2 separate regions of the Mus musculus genome follow, and region 2 is linked to region 1. A link is a loop called in an ENCODE intact Hi-C map of the cell type or tissue named here. Cell type or tissue: left cerebral cortex. All regions are shown on one strand. Links, peaks and the distances in the headings refer to the core of each region. The heading gives the core; the rest is flanking DNA.

Region 1 (8,280 bases), core at 2,542-6,541:
GGGTTTATCTGTGTAGCCCTGGCTGGCCTGGAGCTCACTTTGTAGACCAGGCTGGCCTCAAACTCAGAAATCCGCCTGCCTCTGCCTCCCGAGTGCTGGGATTAAAGGCGTGCGCCACCACACCCGGTGGTTTATAAATTTTTAAAGCTTATCAATATATATACTTTGCATGAGGACATTTTACTGTACATACATTTAGTAAAATTGATTTAACAACAACAAAAAAAAGCAAATAAATAAAATGTCTTAAAAACAGGTGAAGAAAGTAGACTGTTTATTAGACCTGACTTTTCCATAGCAAGACAGATGACAAACCATCCTTCAAGTGTGAAGAAGGGCTTCATAGAAACACGTCTGCTCACCTCCGCTACCAAGAACGGTGATTGTAAACATGTCCAAATGAGCAAAATCTAAGAGATTTGACCAGAAACTCCTCATGGTAGCACATCTAAAAGATGTGTGATGGGAAGAAGGGAATTGGATTGAAAGAAACTTGGTGAGAATCAGAAAGTTTTACATTCCAGGAGGGTGTTAGACTATGTTCAAACATCAACAAATGACTGCTAGACAAAAATAGCTTGCAGGATAGGAGATGCTTGGAGATATCAGAAGCCCTGCATTGTTTAGAGGAGAGGCTGTCATGGTGCTTAGCTCTGTTAGTATGGAGGGCAACTACTGGGAGGACAGAAATAGAATTTTCATTCCCTTAGCTAAAAAATATAAATATTTGAGAAATCTGAAAAAAAAAATTGACAGTGTAAATGTAGGCTGAGTGAAGTGGTAGATGCTGGAGATAAATCCAAACACAGCCACAGAGTGATTGTAAATGAACATAGTCCAATTACATACAGGCACGTTGGAAATACATGTGAGAAAACCATTAACAATTCAGCTACATGGGTATTTTCTGAAACCAAGGGTCAAGTTATAATGAAATCAAAACAAAAAGACAAAACAAAACAAAGCTGTTAAATTTATATTAATAACATACAAAAGCATAGTTTTCAGTAAAAAGGCATGATTTGAAGAGTCCTCAAATGCTCAAATGATTTTTTTCTCTCTAAGAAACATATTTGATGGAGAGAGAGAGAGAGAGAGAGAGAGAGAGAGAGAGAGAGAGAGAGAGAGATCAGCATTAATCTTCCCCCTTGCTCCCAGAAAACCAAGAATAAACTGGGAAGGGGCTGGAGAGGTGGCTCAGCAGTTAAGAGCATTAGCTACTTTTGCAGGGGACCCGGGTTTGGTCCCCAGCACCCACATAGTGCCTCACAAACGTCTATAACTACAGTTCTAAGGGGTCCAAGGCTGCTTCTGGCCCCTGAGGGTATCAGGTATGGCATGTAGTGCACAGATATACATACAGAGAAAACATTCATACACCAAAAATGCAAATAAATACATCTAAAACTAGAAAAAACTGGGGAAAGAATAACTCAGAACTGGACATTATTATCATGTGACATGAAAAAGCACACCACCCTGGAAAGCTAAAGCATTCTAAATAAATATACATCTATGGCTTCCTCCTTCCTTCCCTCTCTTCCTCTTAGCTCTCCACGAAGTCATAATTTTCCCGTCTCCTACCTGACTTCAAATCTATCTTCTTAGCTTAAAAATACATTATAAAAATGATAGAATGATAAGAAAATATAATAAGCACACCTACATAATCTGCGAAATTTTAACACATCTCCCAGAAGAATGGATGGATCAGTCAGACAAGCATTAGTCAGACCATCAATGGTGTGAACAAATGGGAAAAACATGACATCTCTGCAAATGGGTATCGTGTGTTGAGGGGTCTAATCATGAGTCGGTCTTGTGTAGAGGAATGCATCTATAGTGAGTTCAGCAGTGCACCAGCTATGTCTGTCGAGAGGACATCCTTTGCCGCACATCTCCCCATCCTTGTCCTCTGGCTCTTTCATTCTTTCCACCCTCCACTGACATGTTTCCTGAGCCTCGGTGGTGAGGAGTGAGACAGTTGTCCTACTTAGGGCTGAACACTCTACTATAACAGATGTTGGTGACTTTGGCCAGATATAGATTTCTTCATTAAGCACTCCACCCTCTACAGTAAGAAACTTGCCTAATGAAGGTTTGGTACAACACTAATCTGAAGGTAAAAATGTTTTGATGACAGTTTGACACCTTGGTCATTTAACAAAACAATACTAGTAGGTTCTCCAAGAGGACCTATGCACTCCCTAGCCATAGCTTTTGATCAGACTCATAGAACCAGGAATGAATTTCTGCTTATGGAGTGGGCCTCAAGTCCAATCAAAAAGGGTTGGCTCTTTCCAGGACAGTCATGCTATTACTACATTAGAGGGCACATCTTGCCTGGCAAGTCATTATTGTAGGTCACTGAATCCTAACCATGACTAGGTAAGACTATTGGTGATGTTTTTTTTAACCTCCAGTGCCCTGCATGGCGCCCCCTGGCACTGTGAAGGCTGATGGGTGGGAAGGAAGCTTCCAGCTCAGCTCCAGTTTGATTATCCGATTCTCTTCACTGACGTGTGATAGGCGTTCAACAACCGGGTCTTAACTTCTGGTGAACAAACAAGAACAATGATATATACATACATATACATATATATATGTATATACATATATACACATTATATATATATATAAACATAGAGAGAGAGAGAGAGAGGTTTTGTGGGTGCAGGTTCCCTGTTATACATAGAAGACACTATTTCATGGACCCGACATCCTGGTCTTCTGGCCTTTTCAGTCTTTCTGCCTCTTCGGCAATGTTTCCTGAGCCTTAGATGTAGGGTTATGCTGTAGATATATCAACTGGGCTTGGGTATCCACAGTCAGTTGTTCTCTGCATTTTGACCAGTTGTGGATTTCTGTAATAGTCTCTATCTCCTATAAAAAGGTAAGAGATGGAAACTAATCTTATCTTTGGGTACAGGGATAAGTAGATGTAATATTTACCCATATAAGTACTTTCTGTGAGTGTCACTATGTCTTCATTTGGTTTCAGTTCCCTGTATTAAATGGTTCCGGCTCAGGGTCTCTTGAGCAGGAATCCAGGAGTGAGGGTATCTACCCCACAAGGGCATCTCTCTGCACTATGGACTGCTCAGCAGTCTGTGAGGCTGTGGACATCTATGCTGGGATGATGCATTTAAGGGAATAAAATAAGTCATGTAAGAGTGAGTATCACAGAAACCAACTACATTGAACTGTAGTTCCAAATCATTAAACAAATTTGAAACAGGTATACTGCAGACAGAGTAATTAAGTTAGAAAGTAGTGATTTATGTAAGCGATATTTGTCTGTGTTTGCCATACATCATGAGAAAACAATTATTTTCTCATATCAGCGTGAGGAATGACTAATGATCACTATAGGGAAAGCCAATGTGATGCTTAGACTACTGTGGTTTATTCCCTATGTTCAAAGTTGGAGGAAGTGCTGTTTCAAATAGAGGTACGTGGAGGCAGTCACAGCCCATAGAGAGAATGGGCTGAGGTGACTGAAGCAGCCACTTTAAGAGCAAACTTTGTGAAATACTCAAAATTTGTTAACTTCAATAATTGTTCTTATTTTGAAATAGGGTATATTATGTCGTCCAGGCTGGTTCTGAACTCTCTAGCTCTAATGATCCTCCTGCCTCAGCTTCCTGACTAGCTGGGACTGCAGGCATGTACTGTCACACTCAGTCACCATAATACTTTAACACAATACTTTCTAAAACCAAAGGGAAAAGTAATTTGTGGCAGAAAAGGCAAAATAACTAAATTAAAACTCTGTCTGAATGCCTTGGAGGCTAACGTCACACTGCAAGTATTCTCAAGTGCGCCGGCTTCTGTAAGACATTCTCGCTCTTCCTTCTTCCTATCGAGCACTGTTTGTGCAGAGTCATCAGAGTCTTAATCTTATGCTTACACGGGTCAATGAATATAATCAAGTTTTTAGGAGTATATATGTTTCCGTAGTATACAAATTTCTTAAAATAAAAATTATATTTAAATATATCTTATATATCTCAAAATATATCTTAAATATATATATTATATATCTTAAAATATTAAGAAATTTAAGAAATATAAATTTCTGCTGCATACGTAGCAGAAGATGGCCTACTTGGCTATCATCGGGAAGAGAGGCCCCTTGGTCTTGCAAACTTTATATGTCCCAGTACAGGGGAACGCCAGGACCAAGAAGTGGGATTGGGTGGGTAGGGGAGTGGGGGGGGGGAGGGTATGGGGGACTTTTGGGATAGCATTTGAAATGTAAATAAAGAAAATACCCAATAAAAAAGAAAGAAAGAAAGAAAAAGAAATAGAAATTTCTTAAAATGAAGTTTCAGAAATCTAAGGTATACAATGCCAAAAGCGTGGTGTCTATGGATGGCTATCTTAATTATACCTTCACCATGTCTACAGGTATCAAATTATAGCAGTCACATTATATTCCTTGAGTGTATGCAGTGTTAACTTGCCAATTCTATCCCAATATAACTGGACAAAGTTGTCTGACATTTTTTGGCAGTGGTGACTAATGAAATGTAATCGGAATGGGGAAAGACAATTTCACTTAGCGTTATTGTGTTTATGGTTAATGAATATGTTATCTTTAAATAATTCTGATTATTTCTCTTGTGAGGTGAGATATTCTATATGCTAATAAATAATTTAGTGCATGTCCCCAAAGGAAAGAGAGATGCTTAGGGGCATTTTCACCCATTCACACTGCACTGTTTAAAAAAAAAAAAAAAGAGCATCAAAGACAGACTGAAGGGAATCATGTGTCTTCATTCGCTATGACAGAGCACACTCTCCCGAGAATCATCCCTAACAAACAAAGCATTTGTTCTATAACTCCCTGTCCCCTGTGCTGGAGCAACGACAAACAGATCACTCTATAAGATGCTACGATTGCTTATGGAAATTTTGGAGGACTTGATTTATTTTCAATTTGTTCATCAATTTGTCGCCGCCTTTACTGAGGCTCCACCTAGGGCCTGTTTCTACAATTACACGCGTATTCATTAGAGTGATCTCAGCCTGTTTGATTGTAATATCCAAAGCCCTTAATCAAATAGGAGAACGCTCATGAGTGGTTTTTCTGTCCCCCTCCTCCGGTTGTTGTCTAGCATGTAAAAATTAGATTCCATCATTCCCTCCTAGGAACTGAACAGTGAGGTTGGTAAACCAGGGCGCGTTGCTTGCCGGGTGAGGATGTGGTCTTGGTTCTTTGCCTTGGATCACTGCTCTGCAGGAATGCAGCCAGGTAACCGTCGATAGAGGTGGTCCCAGCTCAGAGGGCAGTAAAGTGCAGACATCAGTCACATCCTGTGTACCCCAGGGAACCCTGGGAGAGGCTTAATCACGGACCAGAGAAAGATTAAAGATCCAGCCCACAGAATTTGGCTCCTAACTTTGGGTGTCTTCCTCTTACATTTTGATTACGTGGGTTTCTGGCCTTTCCTCCTTGTTCAGTCGGTGATGTGATTTTGTACATTCGGTCTCTCCAGCCGTGAGTAAGGCAGAATGCTTTGAACTGAGCTAGCACCCCAGAGTGTTTTGACTCGCACCTGCCATCTGTCTGCTTAGTCACCGAGCAGCCCTCCTTCTCTAAGTGATGATCTGCACTGGATGTGGGAATTGGCAGTAACAGTTGTTGTGTTAGGAGATTTCTGGATTCCCTGTCTTCTTTATTCTTGTCATGATAGCAGTATGGCACATTAATGTTTCAGATATTCATTTGGCTTTTTCTTGGAAATACCATATGTTCCTAAAGATACTTAATGTGGGAAGAGTGGGGGTAAAGGAAGAGAAGGGAGTATTTTTTTTAATGCTACTCTGAAATTGTACACACGTAGGGCATTAGCAGGCAACACGAAGGAGAGTGGAATTCTCCCAATTAACTCACAATGTCAGCCTTAACTCACAATGTCAGCCTTCAATTTCTGCAGGCAGATCCCAGCCTTCTGCATTCCCTGTTGACAGCTAACTCTGTGCAATCTGGGTTAAATTCTGTATAAATGAAGATAGAAATGTAAAGAGCAGGTTTCTTCATACATATGGTTGCTGGAACCACTGTCCTTCAATCGACTAGGGCAGGTCAGCACCTAAAGGTAAACAGGTCCACCGTTGAATCGAGATGTAAGCTGGAAATGTGGTTGTTCAGCTTAGCATCTATGACACATAATGATGGCAAACTTAATTTTGACTATGTCAACAGAATTCACACACACACACACACACACACACACACACACACACGCACCCTCATGCAGCATTGGTAAAAATTAAAAAAAACCTGGTTGTGTCTATTTTTGGGGATAAGAACAAAAAGTCTCATCATAAACAAAGCACAATAAAATTCTTACTATAATAAAATGAAATGAAAATAAATACATTTAAAAGTAGAACCTCTATCATATCGCTGACATCCTCTTTTGTATACCTGACCTAGTATCTCCATTTGTCTCCTATTCTGCTTTCTCTATCCCCAGTAATCACTGTCTTCAATTATGTGTGAGGATTTAACTCGGTTTTACACGTATTTACTTATTTTGGAAGCACTCATCTGCCATGGTGCACACGTGGCGGTCAGAGGACAGTTTGCAGGATTCCGTTCTCTCCTTTCTCCATGCAGGTTTATCAGACAGAACTCAGGTTGTCAGTTGTGACAGCAAGTGCCCCTACTGGCTGAGCCACCTCACTTGGGGTAGGACTCTTTATTTTTTATTGTTTTTCTATCTCCCTAATCCCTAAGTAAATACATTTGTGGGTTTTGTCTATGGTCATACTACCCTGCTCTCGTGGGATCTCAGAAGCTAAGCGGGTCTTGTTAGTACTTGGAAGAGAGGTGTTTATGGATATTTGGATGTTTTTGTATTTTATAGATGTAGAAATGAAGTTTATGCAATTTTTATTACTTTGTTATTCATCTGGGTTATGTGTCAGACATTCGTTCATGAGTACACATGAGCATTCAGCATTCTACATCTGTGTGTTAGGTGTGTTGCACAATCACACATGTGAGTGTGCAGGCGGACACGTCCACATGTATACATGCCGAGGCTGGAGGACAACGTCAGGTATTTCCCTTTATTACCCTCTCTCAACCTTAGTCTCTTGAGACAGTCTTTTACAGAGTCCTGAAATTTGATGGACTAGCCAACCTGTTTCCACCTGTGTCCTTCCCCCATGCTGAAGTTACAGGTGCTTGCAGCCATGTCAGGTTCTTTTTTTTTTTTTTTTTTTTTTTGTGGGTGCTGAGGATTTGAACTCAGGTCCTCATGCTTACACAGCAAGCACTCTTATCCACTAAGCCACATCTCCAGTAATGTGCAAATGCAACACAACTCCTGTAGGCAGCCTCATGTCAATGGTTCTTTGTGTTGGTTCCAGATTTTATTGTTAAAAGCAGTGCTGTGATGACTATTTTAGTATCTGCTTCCTGCTGAAGGTATGTAAGGGTTTCTGTCATCTGTATGTGTATATCTTGAAGTGGAACCACTGGGTATTAGATGGGTGCATCGTTGGATTTTAGAACTCAGGATTCTGAGTTCTGGACAAGGGTGCAGAATTACACTAGCAGCCTCCTCCCTGGAGTCTTGGGCTTTTGGCTTTAGACTCAAAATCATATCATCAGCTTCCTTGGTTTGGAGGTCTTCGGAGCGGCACTGAGCCAATCTGCTAGCATCCAAGGACTCCAGCTGACAGACAGCCTGCCAGGGGACTTCCCAGCCTCCCTGACCATGTGAGTCAATTCCACTAATAAACCTCATTTATGTATGATAAGTAGCCTATGATTTAACAACAACATAATCTTATGGGGCCACCATTAGATGCACCCATTATACAGTGCTTGGCTGTACATCTCTCATATTGATCTGTAAGGGCCCATGGTTCACCAAAGAATGATACCCTGGACTCAAATAATATGTAAAAGCAAAGAGTGTTTTGTTCTGCAGAGGTCCAGCATGCTGGGGTCTTTCATTCTAAGATGGAGAAACAAGTAAGTGAGCTGGCAGACATTAGGAGAATTTCAGGGTAAGTGACATTTATCTTGCTCCATTTCTAGGGACATTCCAGAACCATTAGCAGGGCATAGGGGCTGGAAACTGTTACTGGGGTAAGGGATAGGGGTCTGGAAACTTTTGCTGACCCATTGCCCTTGCTTCAGACCAGGTGGCAGGGCAGCTTCTGACAGTAGGGTAGTTTCTGAGTAGCTGCCTGAAGCCTGGGATTTTTTTTTCTAGTAACTGACTTGTCTGAGCTTGCCTGGACTTGCCCAGTTCT
Region 2 (8,280 bases), core at 2,318-6,317, 110 kb before region 1:
GAGGATGGTTTTAGTAGGAAAAAACCTTTAACCTTTCTGATAATGAGCTGTACCAGCACTGACACCTTCCCTGGCCCGCCACTGACTGCGGCTGTCCCTGCTGTGCTCATTTGCTCCCCTCATCCTCAGACAGGACCCATCACCTTATGAGGGCTTAATTCATGCTGGCAGAAAAGACAGCCAATGCTAATCTGGCCCACATGTCTAGAACTAGGAAGCCCTCCCTTTGGAATCTGGGTCACACGCAGGCAGGGCTCTTGGCCGATTTGGTTTTGTGAGCGGTCATATTTCTGCCATCTTAGAGCTTGTTGTGTCTGAGCCCTCCCACACCCTCCATCTGTCTTGGCCTTTGAGTTCTGCAACTGTTTCTTGGTGAGTTCAGCCTTAGCCCTCGCCTTCAGAAATGTTTTCTTCTGCTTCCAAATGTGGATCACAGGAAGCCCAAGTGAGAGGAGTTGTGACCACCTCTGGTGTTTTCTGCAGCCAGTATGGGACAAACCGCTAGTGGCTTCAGTGTGCCTGGAAGAGGACATGACACACCTAGGCCAACCGCTGAGTATCCCCACCTCAGTCCTGGGTGGCCAGAGAGGGCTCTGTTCTCCTCCCAGTGCGTCCAGACAAAACCACATGCATTCTTCTCATGTGTCACTGTGGGAGCTCTGTAGCAACTCACTAACCCTTTCACGGATGGGAGCAGACACTCAGCTTCCTAGAGCAACAGGAAGGATCCAAGCTAACTCCAGGATAAAAGTTGGAAAAGGAGAGAGAATGGGAAGAAACAACTCCAGCTTTATAATGCATGTTTTCTGGAATTTATTCCCCTTTAAAGCAGAATATAAAATCTGAGATTTCACCAATGCCTTGAGAGACAAATACAAATGAACTGAGGTAAAAACCAATTACACAGACTGAAGTAGACCCAGACACTTGGGGACTAGTCTATATAAAAGGTATTTCTAGAAAAAAAAAAACAAACCCTACAATAAAATCAAACAAACCAAACAAAACATAAAAAGCCTTTGGTACCTTTCAATAACAAAAGAAAAATATATTTAGATGGTTCAATTCACACAATATGGAAATGTAAATACTGGGTTAACTTTATAAAACAGAAAAAGAAAGCCTAAAACATATTAGCATCTAAGGACAAAATATTTCCTCTTTCTCCTCTTTGATTTTAATAAAGCCCCTGAATTTGGCAAAATATTTCCTGAACTAAACTGTCTTCTGGTTTGCAGACACTTGGCAGTATGGTGTTTCACGGTCACCTAATATTCAAATGGCACTGTCTGGGCATCAGCAGCATACTTCCTTTGTCCACAAGCAGGCAGGAAGTCGACACTATGGCCTGAAAGCTGCTGGCATTACAGCCAAGTCTGCACTTCTTTCCTAGGCTTTAGAGATGGCGGCGAGCCAATCTAAAAGCAAGCTAATTAAAGGAAATTGGAAGAACACGATTTCAGTAAGTATGTGATCCTAGCATTTGGGAGGCAGAAGCAGAAGTGAGTCCTGGGTCTCCGTAGCAAGACTGTCTCAAACAACAACAAAGAGAAAGAGGGAAAGGAAGAGAAGTCAGGCAGACAGGCAGACTGGGAATCATACAAGAGCCAGCATGCTCTACACACACTTGTCCGGGGACTGTGGTCCACTCCATACTGGGCTTCTGGACACTAAAACAAGTCACTACCTCTAATCTCATTTTTCTTGGCTGACTCCCCAGTGCTCCCTAGAAGAACCATGGCAAGGAAATGATGTGAAACTATGATAGTGATGCTAAGAACACCATCTATTCGGTGGTGTGTCTAACACAGTCATAGTAGGTATGGTATGGACAATTAAAAAGATATGTGACAAATCTTGGTAGCTTTCTTTGTCTCCTCAACACTGTAAGGTTAGTGCTCCTACCATCCAAAACATGCTAAGATTTCACTTTGCCAAACTGGTTGTTGGCACACACTGGCAAGAGTAGACTTGATGTAAGTAAACGGCTCAAGGTAACCTGGGTTGATTTCACAAGACAATTTAAAAATCACTCTATTTTAAAGAGAAATGTGTCTTGTCAGAAGACTCACAAATTCAAGCACAATATCCAGCTGGAGGTGGAAACAAAGCAAAACAAAACACAACACAACACACAAAACTCTGGAAACTCCCTGGGATTTATCAAATGGAATTTTACGTGGATCGGGCTTAACACCAACTAGCCCACTAATGCCCACAACCTGACAAGCTTTCCCTGGGAAGAAAATTGTGCATCAATCATTTGGTCCATTCATAAAGAAAGGTGTTCGCCTTTCTCCTTGTTGCAACAGGACTGCAACAAGCTCTCAGCTTCAGCATTTAAAAAAGACTGCAGAACAGCCCACCTTTAGCAAAGCTTGGGGTGCAGGTGGCAGAGAGGGCTGCTTGATGGATCTTTCAATTTCTCAAACATTTCCTTTTCAGAATCAGAGTGAAAGGCCTAGCATCGTGCAGGCTAGGTGGAGATTTCAGTCAGCCCTTTATCCTATTCAAGATTATTTCTATGTGTGAGATTAACTCTAAATATGCCAGGATACAGGAGAGTAACCTCAGTGTTTGCCAGTGTTCACCCAGAGGGAGCAGGGACTTTGCTTCTTAAGAACCATTGAGGACCATGCTCTAGACAGCCCCTTCCTGTCTGGGCTGCTCTGAAATCTCACACGTGCTCCTACATCAAGCAAGAATGTGTGTCTGTGTTATTCTGAAAAGCCTAAGACTGTCAACTGTCAGAGACAAAGGTGCGTGACATGGGAAGTGACACTAGGCAGCCATCGTGGTGTCTCTTTTTCCTTCCCAGTATGCTGGAGCTGAATGCAGAACCTGTGTGTGCTATGCAAATGTCCTCGCAGGGCTGGCGCCAACGGTTCACAAAATATATCTAACCAAGCATTTTCTTCCTCCAAAAATATAATCCCTTCACAAAATAGAACAAGCAGCTGTTACTTTGGGGAGCTGCATTTAAAAATATATGTGCATGTGTGTGTAAGCAAACTACAAGAGCTGAAAACGCCTTTGCATACTGACAGAGCAAACTCTATTAACTTACTATATGTAACCGGTGCACTTCTTAAAATATATCTCTCAAGTAGTCTTATGCATACAGTGAAACTTCCCCCTTGCAAGAGATAAAAGAGACATTTTCCAAAAACAGCAACTCTTTTCTGCCCTGTAACTTGGCTGTGATCATTTGATATTGCAATGGAGGTTTTGGAAGCACCTGGAGAAGCCTGGAGAATTTATAGGGGTGAGGGTTTCCATCACAGAACGGAGCTGAGAGCATCCAGCTCTTCCAGCAGGCGTTATTACAAAGTACCAGAGCAGTGACATTTGTGACTCTCCAACAAGAACCCTCAGAGTCAATGTCAGTCGGCACTGCTTTCTTCTTTTGGATTCAATTGACGTTACCATCCTGGCAAAATGGTTTCAAGGATGGGACGCAGGCAGCTTAGAGAGGAATGGGTTTCTGCAAGGCCAGTTTCTAATAAAACATAGGGCAGGTTCAACGTTTTCTCCCTGATGGTGTCGCCCAATTACCTGTCAGTCATTAAGGAAGTTGACCTATCACGGGGAGAGTACTTTCAGGTGAGTGAGGCAACTGCAGACGAATCAGAAAATAAGAGGATCCACCACCACAGAACTGATTGGCTCAGAGCAATCATGCAGTCCCCATTATTCCCATGTCCTCCAAAGACACCTTCTCCAGGTCAGACGAAGTTACTGATTGTGTGTGTGGCTTTGTCACAGTGATGCATCAGGTAAGCAGGCGAGTGCTGAGTACCAGGGGGTGCTCCAAACGCAACTCCATCACCTTCTACTTTTTACCTCTAAGGTTCCGCCTATTAAACACAAGAGGGGAAAGGCACGGTCATTACACTGCATCGACAAGAACGCTTGCCTTTCGCAGTGTTTTGTTTTTGAAATGTCAGGAACAGATATGAGGGAGGTTATAATGACTCACCCTGTTACTGAGAGGGCGAAGTCTCGGCTTTTAAGCCAGAGCCTCGACTTCAGTCCTACCCACCCAACCTGCAAACAAGCAAAGAAAAGCTCCATCTCTCTGCAGCCACCAAGTCTCCTTCTTTGAACACTGCTGTGCTATTAGCTCACAACAGGTGGCTGTGACCTCCCAGGAGCATGAAGAGGTACTGCTTAAGGGTGGCCCTGGATGAATGACATCATCAGAATGGCCACATCATTCATAACGCATCACCACCCCTGTTGTCCAAGTGCCACTCTGTCTGTCCCCATGACCCAATTAAACAAGTGTCACCAAGAAGCCACTGCAATTTGCTCCAATATAGCCAAAGGGTGTGCAGTGCAATCAGCAGTTATGGATTCTGAAAATCACCCCTTGTCTTAGTGACCTGGGAGCAAAAGTCTCCATACCAGCTGCTGAATCTTTAAAGAATCTGTGCCTTTGGAGAAAATGAGACCAGAGATGGTGTGTACTCAGTATCTTCTATGAGGTTTTGACACAGCCTACTGGCTTCTGCCTCTGGAAGGTAATCCTTGCCCCAGGCTTTCCCCACCACACACACTGCCCCATCCCCCAATTCTCTGAAGATAAATCTGGATTGTTTAATATATTTGGGTGGAATATTTTATATAAATACTAATTTTCCTAACAAATATTCAAATGTCTGACTGGCATAAAAATAGTCTTAAGAACCTGTAAATACTTTCTGTGTGGGTGTGCCTCTGCTAAAAACCATGTGCATAGGAACCACCCACAAGCCATCTGCGGGCTTGCTGATGTAAAACAAGGCGTGTTCTCATGGTGGAGGCTCTGCTGCAGGTGCTGCAGCGGGGCTACTATTACTGAAAGCCTCTGTCTCCTCTCACAGGGGCTTCAGATGGTACCTGTCCTAGGCAGCCTCAAAGGACCCGCTACTTCGACAAAGCTTCCAGAATGCACTGCAGGTTCGGCTGCATTAAAATAGATACTTTAGAATTCAGCCTCCACTTGAGCTATAGCCAAGCCTCAGTTACTGTGTATGTCTATGAGGATTGTAAGGCGCACTGGAAAAGTGTCAATATGGTTGGCTCTGGCTAGTGAGTTTAATATTCTATTTTACACATATTTACTTCTTTACAATTTAAAAAAATAAGCCTAACTGACTTTTCTAGTCACAAAACCAGTCTTTTTAAATGAAATAACCAAACTATTAACTTACTTGGTTTTTATTTTTAAAGTAAATCTTGTGCTTTATATGGCTATGAAAATATTCATTATTCCTAAGTCTTTGCACAAAACAGACTCAGGTTCTTCACATTTTCCAAAAGGTATGATGCGATACGAGGCTTTAAAAATACTCAGGTTGGATTAGGAAGTGTGACACCTCTTTCAGGTCTGATTTGAGATGCCTCTCAAATGTGGCTCTGCTTCCGCCATTTCATAAAGCTGCTGCCCCTTGGCCTTGTGGGGCATCCATCCCACATCCTTGCCAGGACCCCCGCATTCTCTAGTCTCTCCAGCACACAGCCCCTGCACTTCTGTGCCCCACCATGGTTCAAAGCATCTCCAGGTGAGTGGGATGCTTCAATCACGACATCTATGCAAACTGGTGTGATGCTGTGTTAAGAAATGAGGAGAGGAAAGCCCAGCCCTGGGCAAAGGCAAGGGGGATCGCTGGGAGTTCAAGGCTAGCCCAACAGACATAATAAGTTCTAAGACAGTCAGCCACAGAAAGGCACTGTCTCAAAAGAAACAACAGCAGGCTTGGTGGCGAGTGCCTTTAATTCCAGCATTCAGAAGGTAGAGGCCAGTGGATCTTGGTGAATTCCAGGTTATCCTGGTCTCAGAGAGTGCAGGACAGCCCCAGGATGACACAGAGAAACTGTTGTCTCAAAAAAATGAAAAAATAAAACAGCAACAAAAAACAAAAGAGAAATAAGGCCAGGAGAAAGCTTTTCATGATCAGTACAGATGTGATTCCCCATCTGTGACCAAACAAATCATAAACGTGAAAGGTACAGACACAGGGGTAAAACACAATGTGAATTTATAATTTAAATAAAAACTAGCTACCTATTTTGCTACCTTAAATTCCTCTTCAGAGAACAGGGCTATCAATTAAAAGTAAACTAATATTTTGATTTAAAGAAGTTAAAATTTTTGTGTGTATCCCTGCAGTCTATATTTACCCGAGAGACTGCAAGTTTAGCAGGGTAGATACATGCCTCTCACCCATTCAACCTCAGTCCCTAAGGTCTGCTCCAGCAGGATAAACTCTGAAGCGAGAGTCAGAGGGCTTACCTACCATGGGTGCTGAAGCCCGGTACAGAGGGTTAGCCTACCTCCAAATACACAAGGTTAACCTACCGTGGATGCCGGCCGTGGCTTCAGGCCTAAGAATGAAAAGACTGTGTTGCTTTCCTTCGATTCAAAAAAACTGTCATAGTCCTAGAAAAAGAAGAGAGGAAGATAAAGCCAGTGAGCACCGGCAAGCAATTACTTTTACAGTTGATGCTTTCATAAAAATCCTGCGTGGAAGAAAACAATGTACCATTGCTCGGTCAAGGCCAAGGAAGACCTACAAGCACCCACTGGATTCAGTGTGTAGTTGAAAGGGCCTGTTGTAACAAGTCTTTTCTTTCTTTCTTTTTATTTTAAAACCCAGAATTAGGACAGGATTTGGCAACAGAAATAAAGGAGCAAACACTCATTTTTCCTTGTGTGTCAAACTAGAATTTATCTGTACGTGCTCACCCTGATCTTAGATTATACCCACTAATAAGGAGAGCCACACCCCAGTGTCATGCTTGATATTTTGCTATCCAAGACTTAAGAAAGAAAGAAAGAAAGAAAGAAAGAAAGAAAGAAAGAAAGAAAGAAAGAAAGAAAGAAAGAAATCAATCACTGGTCACCCGAAAAGTCACAAGGGTCTGCAGGTGTCAGTCTTAGTGGCAGGCTTTGGCTCTGCTTTTGCAGTTTCCTGTGGACAGGCTCTGAGAAAAGAAACACAGTGGCCAAGCAGGACAGCTACAGAGCAGGGGAGTTGGGGGTGGGGAGCTGACTTCTGTCTGCAGCAATACCCTTGAACTTCATGTTCTTTGTACTCTGGACAGCATCAGCCCAGGAGGAACCTGGCCATCGCCACATGCGTCCTGGTCCCTGGGCACGACTGAGCCAATGTTATTAAGGGGCTTTTAAGAACACCTGAAATCTAAATGAGTCCACAACTTGTAGAAGTTTCGTCTTCAGAAAGCCTCATTTGATGAAAAATGTTTGGATTATCATCTTTGGTTCTGCGCACAGCCCCTATCAGTGAGTCTCATGGCCTTAGACATAGCTCTGACTCTAACCTGCAGCCATCTTGGTTTTACAGGGGCTACTCCTGCGGCCGAGGAGTTACATATCTGAAGAGACTGGCTCAATATGTCGAGCAGAAGTCTCTGGGGTCGATAGAGTTTGTCATGCCAATGGATGATACAAGGACACTGGGCACGGGCAGCATGGGAAGGTGGGAGCTGGCAGGCCACCTGGCAGCTGTTATGCTGGGTTTTATTCAGGTTTTTTTTTGTTTTTGTTTTTGGTTTTTCGAGACAGGGTTTCTCTGTGTAGCCCTGGTTGTCCTGGAACTCACTTTGTAGACCAGGCTGACCTCGAACTCAGAAATCCGCCTGCCTCTGCCTCCCGAGTGCTGGGATTAAAGGAGTGCGCCACCACGCCTGGCTCCGTTTTATTCAGTTTTATCTTAAATGCAAAGGAAGCCATGTAACAGATTTGAACAAGAAAATAAAATGATGTTACTTTCACGACAATGCTCAATAGGCATTGGAGAATGTCTCGGAAAGGGAGAGCTGAGAAAACTAGAGAGAAAGTTAGGGGGCACTTGACTTGGTAATGTAGGCCAGCCAGGATCCCAGTGGAGGTAACGGACAGGGCTGTGGGCAGGAGACGTGTCCAAAAAGTAGGAAGTGAGGGTTGTTTTTGGATGCGATGTGGAGGCGACAGGGAAGTAAGAAGTACAGCGGCTCTTGGCTTTCCCAGGATGGGGAAACTGGCGTTGAGCTGAACACGCTGTTTGAGAAACACAAGACACCTGACTGAAGCAGATGAGGGGTTGAAGGTTGCTAGTGGCACTAGACCACTACACATTTTAGTAAAAAGTTGCTGATCTTTTGTTAGATATCTTTTTGCTCAGCCTTTTACTGACATGTGAACACTGCTTCATTGATCCAGGCTCAACAGCCCTGTTCGGTGTGCATCCCCTCTGAGGACCCGAGGACAACATCCTGCAGGAGGGAGGGTGAGGC

Evidence for each region. A loop is a pair of places that touch in the nucleus more often than their neighbours do. Peaks named below come from ENCODE experiments on the same cell type or tissue, not always from the same donor. Only the 100,000 strongest peaks of a DNase experiment are listed, where the experiment ranks them.
Region 2: a loop joins it to region 1, with 4 times the contacts of the local background. A loop is called at or near these places in 10 of 42 quality-filtered maps.

The regions. Positions count from the first base shown.
Region 1 is chr9:83,485,546-83,493,825 of GRCm38, reverse strand. No RefSeq gene overlaps it. Among named protein-coding and RNA genes, the nearest start is that of Lca5, 49 kb to the right of the region's middle. In left cerebral cortex, for the core only: a CTCF peak has its summit at 4,973; DNase peaks (open chromatin) are centred at 4,992 and 5,562; H3K4me3 peaks cover 796 bases.
Region 2 is chr9:83,592,802-83,601,081 of GRCm38, reverse strand. It overlaps Sh3bgrl2 (SH3 domain binding glutamic acid-rich protein like 2), which reads right to left. Exons shown (of 4, transcript NM_172507.5): 3 at 6,344-6,424; 4 at 790-3,857. The coding sequence ends at 3,846. Among named protein-coding and RNA genes, the nearest start is that of Gm39384, 24 kb to the right of the region's middle. In left cerebral cortex, for the core only: no CTCF peak of the experiment used is centred there; DNase peaks (open chromatin) are centred at 2,949, 4,073 and 4,753; H3K27ac peaks cover 2,173 bases.